Linked DNA regions of Mus musculus: region 1 is linked to region 2. A link is a loop called in an ENCODE intact Hi-C map of the cell type or tissue named here. Cell type or tissue: left cerebral cortex. All regions are shown on one strand. Region 1 overlaps Abtb2 (ankyrin repeat and BTB (POZ) domain containing 2). Region 2 overlaps Abtb2 (ankyrin repeat and BTB (POZ) domain containing 2).

What was found. Peaks named below come from ENCODE experiments on the same cell type or tissue, not always from the same donor. Only the 100,000 strongest peaks of a DNase experiment are listed, where the experiment ranks them.
Region 1: a loop joins it to region 2, with 1.8 times the contacts of the local background. A loop is called at or near these places in 3 of 42 quality-filtered maps.

The regions. Positions count from the first base shown.
Region 1 is chr2:103,685,700-103,693,699 of GRCm38, forward strand. The region is part of intron 3 of Abtb2 (ankyrin repeat and BTB (POZ) domain containing 2); the gene reads left to right. Among named protein-coding and RNA genes, the nearest start is that of Nat10, 72 kb to the right of the region's middle. In left cerebral cortex, no CTCF peak of the experiment used is centred here; a DNase peak (open chromatin) is centred at 4,903.
Region 2 is chr2:103,627,417-103,635,416 of GRCm38, forward strand. The region is part of intron 1 of Abtb2 (ankyrin repeat and BTB (POZ) domain containing 2); the gene reads left to right. 8030431J09Rik (a long non-coding RNA gene) reads left to right here. Exons shown (of 2, transcript XR_866592.2): 2 at 1-8,000. Among named protein-coding and RNA genes, the nearest start is that of 8030431J09Rik, 59 kb to the left of the region's middle. RefSeq lists an enhancer at 1-116. In left cerebral cortex, a CTCF peak has its summit at 4,731 (motif pointing left); no DNase peak of the experiment used is centred here.

The sequences.
Region 1 (8,000 bases), 58 kb after region 2:
TCAGGCTCCTCTGTGGCAGGAGTCCATTATCTGCATGTGGTGGTAGCCACTGAGTTTGAATAGTAACAGACACATGTGTATGCGTTTAGAAACCAATTATCTAGAAACCACACTCTGCAGCATGAGTCTACTGGTCACAAAGGTATTTTTCCATGAATCATTTCAAACAAGTATTAGATTGGTAGGAAATTGGAACCACCACTGTGGGAGCAATGAAATCCAAAATTTTCAAATCTTAATACAGACAAGCAGATGCTTCTGCGATCCCAGGTACACAGTGCTTCATGAACTGGTCCCCCTCTGCTGATGTAGGCCCTGCTGTGCCTCAGACCTTCTTGGACAGGACAGACCCTAGAGGCTGTGGAGACAGTGCTGGGCTGGGCCTCAGAGCCCCTTGAGTCTCTGCTACCCCAACACCCTTACCAAATAGCTGAGAAAATTTGCCTCCTTGCAGTAACTGGAGTTTGCCAGGATCCTAGGGCTTTGTTTTTGTGAGCTCACAATACTCCCCTGACTCTACCTGCTTCCTCCCCTGAGGCCCTTCCTCGCTCATCTCAGAAATGTGCAACCCAAACTGCTCAGAGACTGTGATTCCAGGTGTGGCAGTGAAGGTGTGGCCTGAAGTCCTTTCTTGGGGACTGATGTCTGGGTCTCTTTGGGACTCTTAAGTGATCTCTCATTCACCACCTATTCCAAGGGGACTCATTTTGGCGGCGTGGCTATTCAAGTCTTCTCTATTTGTGTTATAAGAAATATACTATGATTTCGTCTAGGGAGGGACCTTGAGTGACCATAGCTCTGCAGATAAAGAGCAGCAACATGCTAGCATCCCTTTTGTGTGGAGCACATTGTGTGACATTCCCTACTAAGCCTATACTGTTCAGTGGGGCCTCAGTATCTCTCTGCAAGGCAACCTTCCCCTAGACCTGTGAGCTCTGTGCTTGGGAAGGGAGTTAAAAAAGAAAAAACAGTAGGAAATTAGAGTCACATGCAGGGCAGGGCTTGTGAAAACGAGTGGGAAAGCATTCTACTGACCTGAATCAGGCCAGGAATAGTGTACACACTCTGTGGCAGAGTCCTGAGTTCATCCACATATCTCTCTTGACAGGGAAAATAACTCTACACTAGAGTGTGTGTGTGTGAGAGAGAGAAAGAGAGAGAGAGAGAGAGAGAGAGAGAGAGAGAGAGAGAGAGAGAGAGAGAGATGTGAGATGTATTATTATGGCCCTTTTAAAGAGCATTCTATCCATTTCTGTTTCTTATGATCATATTTTTCAGAAGGGTGGTGTATCAGGCCTGGGCCTAACTGGTGAATGACTAGAAGAGACTAGAACTATACTCCTGAGCCCTGGGCCCTTGGCTTTTTACAGTGTTTCAGATCTCTCTTCTCCCTGACCCCAAAGCTCTCAGACATCATGAGTGTGTCCCAGCTTTCAGGTCTACCCCTTCAGGGCCCCTATAGCCTTACCTGCCTCATCTCTACCAGGACCCCACTTGTTAGCCTTGAGAGCTCTGCCCTCCCAGGATGCCTTGCTCCCTGGCAGCTCAGTGTCACAGCACCAGCCAGACACACAAGGCAGGGCCTAGAACACAGGATTAGTCACAGCTGCTGCCCTGTGGGGTGTGTCACCAAGAGATTAAGCTTAGAAAGTGAAAGAAGCTCCTGTCAGGGATCCAGGAGTCTGTGGATCCCTCCCCTGAGGCCTGGAAGAGGATGGGCAACCATCTGGCCATGTGGTCCTTGATGGTGGTAATGCCTGGAGGCAGAGGGTTGGCCAGCTGGGGTGGTAGCCTAGACTATAACCATCCTGAGGAATGAGGAGAAGGAGGACTGTATAGACATGCATGGGAGGCAAGAGACCTGTTCTCTTGCCAGCAAATTGCTGGAAGATGTCATCAGTCATTAAGAATGGAAGGAGACACAGAGTTAAATGTTCAGGGTCAGATTGGGGTAAGGTGACCAGACCTGTGCATCAGAGCCCAGGACCCTGAAGAAGTAAGGCCAGGGAGAAAAAGTGGTAGTTACAATGGCTACCAGGCTATTTGCTCAAAACGTGGGCCCTAGCTGCAGTTCCTGACCTCCCTCCCTCAGCTCTACATAGTGCCTCTTTGTAGAGGGAGACCTCTTCCAGAGGCTTTTGCCAGTATCTCAGACCCTAAACCAAGAGTGTCTGTACTGGGATGGAACCTTGCAAGACCTGCTGTCATTGAGTCTTCATTCAGTTAGTGTAGTCTTATCTAAAGAATAAAGTTGTGCTCAAAGATACACTTTTTGAACTCAGCCTTGCTGCATTTCAGAACCTTCAGCCATCAGTGTGAGAGGAAGCTTGAATTTTGTGGCAGTGTGTTAGGTTGGCTCTCTGGATCAAAGCCTGCCTAGCTTCAAATCCCCAAACCAGATGGCCTCATGCCTGTCACTTCAGCTTTATGTCTCAATTCTGCTTAGCATAGGAACAATAGTAGCAACTTCAGGATGCTCTAAGATTAATATATAAATATATATAACAGTGTCTGGCATGTGGTATATGTGAAGTCTTCATTACCACATTAAGGATAATCTCTGAGAAGACTAGAATTGTTGATAGACCCTGGCAGATCAGACCAAGGACTTTAAATAGCCCTCACAACACAACCAGAGAAAATTATGACTTAAGCATGGCTTAAACAACAAAAACACAGGGCTTCTGGTATTCCCAGATGCAAATATCATGGCAAATGAATTCACACTTTAAAGGAACAAAACTTTGGTAGGACACCTCCACCTAACCCCCAGTCATTACCAGTTCCTAGTTAGCAAATGTTTCAATGTCAGGCTGTGGGTTAGTAGTTTGCCGTTGGTGAGCATATCCTCGGAGATGTGTTCTAAGAGTCCAGTTCAGCGTTTCTTCCTCTGATTCCCAGAGACTGTTCCTTCTTGGTAATATGAAATTCCAGGCCTGCTTCTTTAGATGGCTCCCCAAGTTCTGGGGACATGACCCTTACTTACACAGATGAGCCCCACAGTGAGGACAGGCATCTATTTTCCTTTGTTCTGTTCCAGATGCAGAAGGGTGATGTTCAGAGGCACCCACCGGTTGGTGTTCGTTGAGTCTAAGTGGCTCGTTAATCTTTTGCTCAGCTTGCGAAAGTGTTTTCTTATCACATAATAGAGATGATGGTGATGGGAGCTTCATGCTACTGACTTGTGATTCCCTTAAATACCACTTCAAGAAGATTTGCAATGTTAAGCTCTTTTCTCCATGCCTCTTCCCCGCTTTTTGTGCATTAAATCTCCATCTGTTTACCCAAAATGGAAGTAAATGAAATAATAGCTATTGAGTGGTTTAAGTATTGCTTCCATGTTCCCCCACTTTGCATTGCCAGTAACCTCCACAAGGACTGGTATGTAGTTTTCAGATCACACTGAGGGCCGTCTCTCCCATCCAACACATTCCCTGTCATCTCTCCCTCTTTTTTCTTTTTGAAATGATCTTGTTTAAGTGTAAATCTACTTGTTTGGCCATTTCTCACCCCTTGAAAATGTAAACATCATGAGTCTTCTTTGTTTCTGACATAGAACAGTTCCTGAAACACAAATTATTAAATATTGTCTTCAGCTAGCAAAATAGCCAATGGCATCTAATGGTTGGGGTCTGTGAAGTTAGGGCAAAGGGGTTCCTGTTTTATCATTTACCAGATATGTGACTGCAAGCATTTAATTTCCCAAACCTCTTACTTGAAGTGGAAATGACTTGACCTATTTCCAACTGAGTTCATGGAGATCAAATAAGGTAATACACAATATAAGCTCCCCATATGTGGTAATTGCTAATGAACTGTGCAGATGTTATTATCATAAACTTATGGAAGGACTAAAATAGTCATGTTTAGTTCACAGATAATCCCAAAACATTGGTAAGCTTAAAAATCATATCTACTCAAAGTGCGTATTTTCCCCCTTTGCTAGTATACTTCCCTCTTCAGTGTCTGTCTTTACTTTCTTGTAACTCAGCAGGAGGTAAGGAACCTGGTGAGGAGCAAAGAGGATGGAGGTAGACCAGATGTCCCAAGTTGAGAACTAAGGTGAAGTGAGAATTGTTTGAAACTGAAGTGTTTATAGATGTATTAGAGTTTAAACTACTATCCGAGGATTCAGAGTATTCTACAGCCTTGATTTTCTCTGGCCAAGCAAACTATCAGTCATTTTCCAACATTCATTTGTATTGTGTTCCTGGCCTCCTGCTCATTAAGGTTCAGCTACCATGGTACCTGTGTGTGACCTGCTGCCAATGCATACCTAGGAGCAATATGATCTGACTTGATTATCTTTGTTGTTTCGGTAAGAAGCAAGAATTCAGCCTAGTAGAATATATTACTCTATCTTACCCACACTCCAGAGGGGAGGGGAGTCAATAGTCACTTCTGATGGCACTTCAGGATGGCAGTCCAGGATGCATCATTCTTAGAGAACATTAAGGGATTTTGTGTAGACCCTCAACATTAAGATCAAGCCTGACAGTCTCTGAAGCACTTTACCCAGCTCCGTAACAGTTCCTTGCCCATAGCTCTTGGAGGAAACTTTTCTTGTTCCCATTTACAGCAGACTGTAGGTCTGAGCAGGACCTGGGGGCCTGAGGAGGACCCAGACATGCCAAGGTCTCAGCTAGAAAGAAAGAGGCAAAGTAGAGTTCAGGCCGGGAATTCTGATTATAACAAACCAGGGACTTCTTACTGTGCACTCTCTCTTGCCTTCCCCAGACTGAGAGGGCAAGTCTCGGACCTCTCCATCAGCTCCCTCCCCTCCACTGTGACATGGGTGGCTGGCTCTCAACTGCTTCCCATCAGACTTGGTTTGCTAGCTCTGGGTGGCCAGCCTGAATGTGGGCATCTGCCAACATCCGAGAAGGAGCGAGCCAGGGATTTGGAGCAGACAAAGAAAGTGGCAGTGCCAGATAATAGAGTACGGAGACAGAACAGGATCCTGGCCAGGCCTCTGACAAGTGCCCCTGCGGGCTGCCCCTTGCCTGGGACTTCCTGTCCCATTGTTACAACCGCCAGTCTTCACACACACAAAAAAAGAAGACTGGGAACTGCCCAGCCCAGGCTTCATTCATTTGGAGTTACATGACAGCAACAATCCCTTTTGTCTGTAGTGTGGCTGTGTTTCTGAGAGTGCCTGGTATAGGGAAGGCCTCCCTCTCAAGGGATCCTGCATTTTTGAGGTGCTTCCGAGGCCCTTCTGGAGATGATTCAGACCCTGACAGTGCGAGCAGCTAGGAGCTTTAGCAGATCAAGAGCCAGACCAGGCTCGTTTTCTGGCCTGCCCTCACCTGCCTTCCAGGCATCTCCTTAGATTTATTCCTTCCCACACAACCCAGACAAGCAGCCTCTCAGCTGGCTGTGGCTTGCCCTGCCCCCTCCCTTTCCCATGTTTAGTATATGCAGTTTTGGAATGGGGTTTTTAATATTTTGAGTGCACTCTTTGAGACGCTGGTGTCCAGCTTTCAGTTCAGAGTCTGTCGAGGATGTGAGTAAAGGTGGAGTCTGGGCAGCATGGGTACATGGCCCACGGAGGTGTCCCATTACACCTCCTATTTCTCTATTGGCCAGCAGATTCAATGTGCCCTATATGGCAGCTGGACATCATGGAAGATCCCAGTACATTTGTCATGTTTTCTAAGGGCCAGTCTAGTTATGGTTTGACTACTATATGACCTGAGTGATGTGCCTTGGCTTTCACACTGGTAAGACATGAACTCATGACAAACCTCTCTGGCAAGCAGCTGAAGGGTCAAAGGTGATATGCAAATGGCCTCAGGCTTGCTTGGCATAAGTTGGTGCCCAGATCCTAGCAATATAGTATGCAAGTCAGAAGTCTGTGCCAGAGTATTCACAGGGCTGCAGTTGGGCTATAGGTGTAGAAAGCAGAGTTAGATCCAGCACGGGAGCCTGCCTTTTCTTCCTCATTTCTGACTGCTGCCTCCCATCCACATCCCCACCCCCATCCACAGGGTCACTATTTACCTATCAGGAATTCCTCTCTACATGAGATCATCTCTGTCTACCCTAAGTTCAACATAGGTTGTTTCCCAGACATTTTTAGAAGCTCCATATGTGACACTTTCGAGTGTGTCACCTTTCTTCCCTAGACCGCAGGTGAGTGGGGAAGCAGATAGAGTATGATTTCACTCAGCTACATTTGAATAGAAATACCATTTCCAGGGCCTAGCTCAAAAACTCCACCATGTTCCCCATCCCAGCAGGTAGATGTCTGTGGGATAAATATCAAGTTGTCTTGGGAACAACTGAGCCCTGGGATCCTGATAAGGCTACCTTCCTGGCAGAGTCCAATGAGCTGTGGCAAGTGCCCACAAGAGAAAAGAGTATTTGCATAGGTTGGAAGTCCTGGCCTGTCTGGCTTTTAGATGGTGAGAGAATGTATGGTCCGTAGTCAGCTGTGTCAGCGAGTATGGAAAGAGAAAGTGGGTCTCTGGCACATGGCAGCACTGGGCCCTGTGGATGATGTGTGACCTATCGTCCAAGAAAGCCACACCGGTGGCCCAGGAGTTGAGAAAGGTTTGCTGTCACACTCCTGCCACCCCATGTGTGTGGGTAGCAGTGATACCCTGGCCTGCTGGATCAGTCCAGCAACAATGCCGAGACATGCTAGCCTGAGAATGGATCTGATAGCCTCAACTATGAAGGCTTAAGGCCCTTCCTGCTACGTGGAAAAGGGTGTGGTGGCGACCTGCATGTAGTCTCCATTGGCACCTAGACCTCCTCACCCACATAAGATACCTCCAGGAGTCGAGGCCGGTTGTGATCTTTCCATCATGACTCAAGGCTGCATGTTAGCACAACCACATCACCACATCTGCCTCTCCCTTTCCTGCCTTATCCTAGTTTTCCAGCTACTTTCCTAGAGCTACCTTAGCCCCAGTCTGCCTGGTTCTAGGAAGTCCTCATGAGACATTGCCAGCTTTTTATCTAGGAATTAACTGTTTTTATCTAAAAAGAATATTCAAGTTACCTGAAGCCTTCAGGAACAAAAGACTAGGAAGTCTCTCTTTGCCTTCAGAGTGCAGCTCAGGAGTAAATGGACCCCTGAGAACATGACCCAAGGGCTGAGTAAGAAATATGCCCTTTGTTATAAACTCAGTAGATGGCTCCTAATGGACTTTCTTTGCTGAAAGATGGCAGGAGATGACAGTGAGCCTTAGAAAAATTGTACTCAAGGGAAAAGCCCACAAAATCCCACACAAATAAAAGAATACAAACCTGGTAAGTCCTGTATGTCATAGGGCATGTTGCTGAAGGGGAGCATGGAGGTATGCCAAGCTGGTGGGTGGGAGGAAATGCCCTTGCAAAACAGGTAGTGTGGATCAGGCAGAGGGACTGCTGTGGACAAAGATTCTTTAGTCAAGTGCCCTAACACTGTGAGGATGAAGTGCCTCTTTATACCTGGCCATCCCCGTGTTGGCAACAGCACTTTCCTTCTCTCTCAAAAGTGGTCCAGAGTGGGAGACATATTACAGATGCCCCTCTTATTGTGAGATGGGTCACATCTTGGTAGAATCATTATTTTTAAATATCTCAGGTAAAAACATTCACTGATCTGGACACTATTTCATTTTTTTGTTTTGTTTTGTGTTCTTGAGATTCAGTCTGGTCTTGCTGCATAGCTCAGTCTAGTGTAAAATTCATTCTGTAGGCTAGATGCCCATCAAGTCATGATTCTCTTACCCCTGTCTCCCAAGTGCTAGAATTACAGATGTGTGCTTCCATGCCTAGACGACCAAAGACTGATCATAAATATAGATTCTATGTAATAAATGGTTGTTGAATACTTAAATAAAAGTAAAAAGCATGATGGCTGCATGAGTGCATGCTTGCCATATCCCAAAGTTTAAAATACCATTAGGTAAAGTCAGCCAGACATGGTGACACACAACGTTGAAGGCCTGTGTAGTCTGCATAGTAAGTTCCGGGTTAGCCTAGACTACATGGTGAGACCTTATCAA
Region 2 (8,000 bases):
AGGAAAAATAGAAAAGGAACAGTGGTTAGAGGAATGGCACCTCCCACCTCCTACCCCCAAAGGAAACGGTTTTATATATTTTTACTATCCAGTCAATCTTCCCAGTGCAGACAAACTTTAAAACTGGAGCACAGCAGAAATGTTAAGGTTATCTGTAATCCCCTTGCTTAGTGTTTGTGTCTTCAAGATGTGGAGATTGTCTTTACAAGAATGTCAGACTTTGAATGCTGTTTTCACTGAGCACACCTTTTTAACTCAACAAATACAGGTTTTCAAAGTCTTTAAATTTTTCACATTTAAGTGTGTATGTGTTTGTGTGTTTGTGTGCACGTGTGTGGAGATCAGAGTTTGGTTTTCTCCTTCACTGTGTGGATTCCAGGTCTTGAACTCACTGTCACTCTTGGCAGCAAGCACACTTGCCTTCTGAACTATCTTGCCCACCACTCCATACTCATGTTTAAAGTCTTGCAAGGTGTTTCATTATACAAGATGTCCTGTATCGCTGTGGAATTAATATGTCCTCCCAAATTCATATGCTGAAATGTTATCATGCCAGATGACTCCACTATAGTGGTTCATATCTGTAATCCAGTATATATGAAGCTGAGGATTATGTAAATACTGTGAACTTGGGGCAAACCTGGCCTACATAGTAATTAGTTTCAACCCAGCCCAGAATAAAGAGTGAGAATCTGACTCAAAAGCAGAAAAATGAAAAATCTAAGTACCAGCCAGACATTGTAGAGCATACTTATAATCCCAGCACTTGGGAGAATGAGGCAAGAGCATCATAAGTTCAAGGCCAACCTAGGCTACTTAGCAAGGTCCTGTTGCTACCTACCTCTCCCTACAAAAATAAGCAAACCGCTAATTTCCTACTTGCTGCGATTAGAAATTACAAGTCTTAGGAACCCAGTCATCAGACTATTAGCCTCAGACAGGGTTACGAGGTAGAGTCCTAATACTAAGAGATTCCAAAAGGCTAGCTGGCACCACCTCTTTGACCATGCAAGGTCACAGCTACAAAGAGAGTGGGTCAAGAGAGTAGGCCCACCCTGCATACCAAGTTTGCCTTGGTCTTGTACTTCCAGCCTTCAGAACAGTGACAAAGAATTTTCTATCAGCTTATAAGCCATGCAGTTTATGGTATTTTGCAATGGCAGCTCCAAGATACAAAGATAAACATGTAGCATCACTTTTCTTGGACACTGTGGTTTACAGTCTTTTTCTCTTATCATTATTGCTATGGACTACAGCTGTACCCAAATATTGCACAGGGTCTTATGCATTTACTCAGGATACTTTTCTTCCACAGTCTAAAAATGCACCATTTGGCTAGAAGGAAAGAAACAGTGTTGCTTCTTCTTTTCTTTTCCTTTCTTTTCCTTTCTTTTTCAGGCAGAAACAGTGTTTCAAGAGCTAGGAAGAGAGTTGGCTCGATCCTGGAGTGCAGTTCTATGTCCTCCCTATCAGCTTCTTCACATGAAAAAGCTGTCAGCAACCTGGACTCATTGGTGCCGCTTCATTGTAGCAAATAGCTGTTGTTACTCATTAGTTCTTTTGAAGAAAACAAACGATTTGGGCTTTGGAACTCACTGACCTATAGGCCCACCAGGAGGCCACAAAAGGTTACGCAGAGAGCAGAGAGAGTATCGATGGTTTCAGGTCCAGAGGCTTTGCAGTGGGTTGAAAGCATGGTGGTGTAAGTTCTGATAGGAGACACAGGTCTGAGGCTTGAGCGGGTGTGCTAGCCAGAGAAGTCAGAGAGTTTCTTGGCACTGCACAGGTAGGAGCCATCATGATAGAGTAGAGCAGCCTCAACTCAGCTCAGCAGAGCCAATGAACTGAGTAAGAGGGTTAGAGGATGTTCCAAGTGCTTGTGGAAAGCACCTGAACATCTTCTAGAAGGAGGTACGTTCTGAATTGGCAGAAAGAGGAAAAAAAAAAGTGGCCTCAGGCAGTTCTCAAAGGTGAGAAGACTGGTGATGGCTGCAGGCTACAGGAAAGGCTATGCTGAGTGGGCACAGGGAGAGCTGCGTGATGTCCTCCCTGGTGTGCCTGTTGGAGCTAACCCAGCAGGCAGGGAGCAGAGCAGACAGGAGCATAGCTAGGGTGCTCAGCTCCCTAGTCGCCCTCCTTCCTTTTTGGTAATGTGAAGAGTTTGACATGAAGCCTACAGATCTGAAATCTCATCCCAACTAATTCCGTTCTTTCTGCCTATGATTCCTTGTGTCCTCTGTTCAACAAGAACCTCTTGCATGGGAGTCTCCTGTTACACAAAGCATATGGAATACTGGCTAAACCTTCCAGTGTAGATCCAAATGTTCTAAGCCCTCACTTCCTTCTCTGTGAAGGGAAATGAAGTCTTGACTTCTCATGGAGTTACAGGGGGAATGAAAGATTGTGTTGCAAAGTGTGGCAGTTGCCGACGCCCAGGAAACAGCAGTGCTGACTTTGGTGAAGAAAGCAGAGTCAGGTCTCCATTACACTCATTCAGCCACACTAACCAGGGACTTCATGCACCCGTTCAGATTTCATTTCACAGGAGGACAATGGTTTCTGGTTTCTGTTTAGCTTTCATTGGTGGCAGTTAGGATATGAAGGGGAAGGCAGACGGCCTGTACATACACGCTCTACCTCAGAGCTGTGTTCCTGTGAGCTTTTCACAAACCATTAGACATTAGACCACCTGGGGGTTAATCATGGTCTGCCACCACTGTGCCTCTATAGAGGCGGGCATCTTTGGACATCTTCCCAGACTGCTTGATGGTCTCTTGACTTGGGGCACCTCTCTGTGCTTCCACTGGGCATTTCATCTCCAGCTTGGAAATGCCAGCACACAGCAGCACATGTACATTTACTTACCTTTCCCCCTGCAGAACGGTGATGCCGACAAGCTCAGACCCTATTGAGCCTACAGGAAATCAAAATAGAGCCTTATCAGTGGACTGGGACTGCTGATGGTTTACTAAGAACCTAAGCATCAATTAATCCCCAACGTGTTCTCAGAATGCACCTCAAGAGAGAAGGCTCCATAAAAGATTCCATAGCTAAATGTGTTTAGGAAGTATATGATACTGTCTTTGTCTTTTTGTCATTTTATTGCACATTTGCATATTCAAGGGCCTGAGAAGTCAGGCAGTAGAGAAATAAATAACACTGTTTAGCCCACTAATATTCAAGGCATGAACTGTGGACATTATTTTCACATAACATTTATCAGCAACTCTGGGAGTTGCTAGGAAAAAACACTGAAGAGATTCCGTGCTACTTGCTTGTCTCCAATGTTTATAACAAGCATTACGTGACTATTAACAAAAGATAATGTTTTTGTTTGTTTTTGCTTTGTTTATGGTACAGGAAAATGAAATTCAGACGACCCTTTCTTTTTCACTTTTTGCAGCTACTTGCTTTTAGGTTTGATCACAAAGCACTCAGGGTATCCTTACAAATCCACTGCCCTCCTAAAACCCTCAGGGTCATGACACATTGTAAAGCTGGATCAACTGGTAAAGACATAAATGTGACTAATAAAAGTAAAATGTAAACCTTCAAAGATGTTCTTTGGACCATAGACTCACCAGGGTTATACCCAAGTAGATTAATTTTAACCTTTAAATGTATTCTTCTCAGCAGTGGGCATCTGCTGAGCTGGCTCCTCACCCAGTCATCCCAGCTTTTACATTGTATTTGGCAAGCAGCATAAAGCCCCAGGGTGATGGATTTACCCTAGAAACAATCTTTCATATTCTTTATGTCTTTGGGAGTGGCACTCATCCGAGAAGCTGCCTTGAAAGTGGAATTGCTTTGACGAGACACATTTAAGAATACAGGCGTCTTTGCCTGGCCGTGCAGTAGAAATCAGGATGCATTAGCAGACCCCAGCCAGCCACACTGCTCACCTCCTCACACCATCTGGGAAGGGTGGAGATGTGAGCCTGCAGGTCAACACTGTTTTGAACCTGAGAGTCCATTAGGTTACCGCTGAGCCTCTATGCAGTTGAACAAGAATGGCCGGGTCAGCTGCAAGCCCTTGTTTATTATTATAGTCTCCTTGCACATCCTCCCTACCCTGTCTCTTCTGTGACTGGTCAGAGTGATTTGATTTGACATCCCAGCATTTGAGACTTGTCAAGTGCCGTAACCCTAAGCAGTACTAATATTGAAAACTATACTTGAGATTTATGCGATCCAGATGTGTATGCCAGTAAAGCCAAGATGAGATGGCAGGCTTGGGGCGTGGGAGGGGCTGCGTTGGGGAAGTGTGTATGGAAGGAGTCACGTGGTATGTATAGCCAAATAGAAGTTTGTGTATTAATATTTTCCCTTAAGAATAGTAACTGGATTATGAAGTGTAACTTCAAGTAAGGACTAGCACTAGTTTTATTTGCAGCCAAAAATAACTGATTAAATCCAGGGGAGAAGAAAGACAATCTATTTTAAATGTTTTTTGAAAACTTAAAATTGGTCAGGACCCTTGGTCTTGGGAATCATTAGTCACCTTTGGTCAGGGGTTTGACATGACTCTGCAATGCTGCATTTCTCCTGTCTGAAAGTGGTGGCATTTCTAGTTGGTATCATTCAGGAGCCTCCCATAAGAAATAAAATCCCCCGGGGCTGGTGAGATGGCTCAGTGGGTAAGAGCACCCGACTGCTCTTCCAAAGGTCCGGAGTTCAAATCCCAGCAACCACATGGTGGCTCACAACCATCTGCAACAAGATCTGACGCCCTCTTCTGGAGTGTCTGAAGACAGCTACAGTGTACTTACATATAATAAATAAATAAATCTTAAAAAAAAAAAAAAAGAAATAAAATCCCACTTCCAGGTCACCAGGGCAAAGCCTTCCCACACTGGTGACACCTGGGTGTTGTTTCTAGTTCTTAGAAGTTGGTGAGCTGATGAATTAAAGGTGCAAAGGTCTCTTCAGATACTAGGTGTTAGCACTGCGTGGAGGAGTGGCAGAGCCAGTGCCACTTCCAGCAAGATCATGACCTTCTTGAGCCAGGGCCTCCCCTACCTCAGATGTCAAGGCCATGCCCAGCTGTCCTGATGAGAGGAATGCAAGTGCCCTGTCTAACAGGGAGCCAGAGTTTTAGAGATATGCTTGGCATGAAAGGCAGGCAGTGTGTGATTATCCCTTAGCATACAGTGCGCAATTAACTCTGCTTAACTATTCCAGGGAAACTAGTCATACCACTGCAAACGCAGATGAAAGGTGATCCCAAAAGGGAGGTGTGGAGCTAGGGGCCACCTAAGTGGAGGTGACTTGGGGTAGACAGGGTGTTGATGGGAGCTGTGATTGTGGTTCATAGCTTTTCATCTATGACTGGTTCTAGGCAGGAAATCGAAGATCGGATTGCTGTGTCAGCCCCTCTTAGGGCAGGGTAAAAAGGAAATGACACTGTGTTCAAGGGAAGCCTGTGGTAGTTTTGTCCCCAGAGTTGTTTCTGGAGAAAAATCTAGTGTGCTGTGTGTCATCTCCACAGAGAATGTGGTGTTGTATGTCAGGGTGGGAGGGATTTTAGTAGCTTTTCTTCATCTTTATTTACAGCCCCAAGTCAATGAGGTAAGGGCATGTTGGTAACTCAGACTCTCCTCCATCCAGCTTTAGCCTGGGGCTTACAGCCCTGTTCTGAGTCAGGTCTTGAGTAAGAATGCTGTCTCGGACCCAAGCCAAATGTATTCCAAATGATGGAATCTGATTTTTCCTGTTGGGTTTTGAGTCAAGAGAATTGGAGTGATGTGCGATTGGGCCCCCATGGTCTACCACACAGAAAGCCAAGGTGCAATCAGGGAAGGAGGGTTTGGCAGGGTTTGCCTGCAGCCCAGGTGAGTCATTACCACCTGGGAAGCATCCTGGCCCTCTGGGAGGCTGGGAGGGTCCCAGGTAGGAGTCAGCAGTCAGGGCGGCCAGTCCAGTTCTTCATTGCCGTCATCACCTTCCGTAAGCCGGAATGACTGGCAACCTGTGCCTAAGGAGCTGAGCTGGCTGGAAGCAGAGAAGCAGAAAACGTTTCCAGGTTGAGAGCTCATTGTGGATTTCCAAGGCACATTAGTGTTAGTGTATTGTTATGCTGAGCCAAGTCTGTGTATCTCACTCTTACATCACATAGGGAGGGTCTCAGGTCTGCAAGGATTTCTTCAGATCTGTTCTCTGACTTTGAACTTACTAAGATACAGTGAGAGCTGCCTGGCCAAAATTCATTCATTCATTCATACCTACCACCCCCTCCTTGTGTAGTGCTATGAGTCAAATTCAGAACTTTTGTGCGCCATAGACAAGCCTCTACCACTAAGACACATGCCCAGATATTTTTCTCTTAATGTTATCCAGCAGAAGTTCTTTTCAAAAATAAAAATTATGTATATAGCCAGGTGGTGTTGGCATAGGACAATCAGGACGACACACAGAAACCCTGTCTTTGGGGATGTGTGTGTGTGTGTGTGTGTGTGTGTGTGTGTGTGTATCCCATTGCAACCCACCATTTCATACATAAGGACTTACTGGAAAAGCAATAGACAGAATAAGCCAGCTAAATGACTGCAGCATTATTAATAGAAGGCAAAGCAAGAATCTGGGTGAGAGGCATGTATTGGAGTGAGAATCTGGGTGAGAGGCATGTATTGGAGTGAGAATCTGGGTGAGAGGCATGTATTGGAGGAGGTATCAGGGAAGGAAGGTAGGCTGGTGGTTAAGAGTCTGATGTGGGTGTCTAACAGTCTGAGTTTTAATCCTAGCTCTGTGGCTTACCAACTGTGACCTTGGCTCTGACTTTCTCTTTTCTTACTGTAAGATGAGGTGATAGTACCATAAATTAGTCTGAGAACTGAGTGCCTTTTCCACAAAGTACTTAGCAAGTGAAGGCTGTTAGCATACTTATTATCCCTTCTCCCATAGCAACTGATTGAGTGATGTCCTCCATACCACTCAGAGTGTCAGATTGCCTTTCTCTTTCCTATATTGCTGTTTCAATGCTACTGCAGAAGAACATGTAAGTTCTTAGGAAGCTTGATCTTGAAGCTAGACCTGCAGCCAGTTCTCCTCTGGAGGACCCATTGTCAAGAGGGATCCTGCTTCTTCCATCTGCTCTCTCAGTGTTGCTTAGATGGGAAAACCATCAAGAGGTCCATCATTTGCATAGAGTGTATATGAGAGAAAGACAGACAGACAGAAAGAGACAGAGACAGTGAGAGACAGAGACAGTGAGAGACAGAGACAGAGAGACAAAGAGAAAAAACACACAGAGAGACAGAGTTATCTAGGGTGATGAAGAGGCCAGAGAGCCATCATGCCGTCTCCCTTCCATGTCCCTTGCTAGCTTAGTCTCCAAAGCAGTGAGCTAGAAGCAGCTGATTATCTAGCAGAGACCCCAAGCTTTCTAATGACAGGCTCAGCCCTGGGTAGGCTCACTTTTCTTTCCAAGTTGAAATAAGGACATATTCTAAACAAAACAATTAAAGCAGACCCCTGGTGTCTCCTTGGCCAGTTTTCATAGAACATCACAGCCAGTAATGAAAGGAAAGTAAGCCCTATGACAGAAGTCAGGCGGAGACTTTTCCCACCCTTCCATTCCTGGGACCCAGGAATAATAACAATAGTAAGCATGAGAAAAGTTAAACTTGTGGAATGTTTACATGTTACAGTACTATTTAAACACTATACATGTGAGTTACTTAGCCCCCCCCCCCAACAATCTTTTGAAGGATATTCTATTATTATTCTTTTTACAGATATGGAAATTAGAGTAGAGGAATCAAGCAAGCTGCTAAAGGTCACACAGCTAGGACTGAGTGGTCAGGTCAGTTTTAGAACCCAGACAGTCTGGAATTCACACTTTTTAAAGACCAATTTTCTGAGTCTATATTTACTTAAAAATGTATCTAAACAGAAACACACCACAGCAACTGTTTGTTTTTTTGTTTGTTTGTTTTTAGCAGTCTTCTTCTGTTCTTTACAGTCATTATTATATTAAGGTCTCCTGGCAACCCAGTGGACCA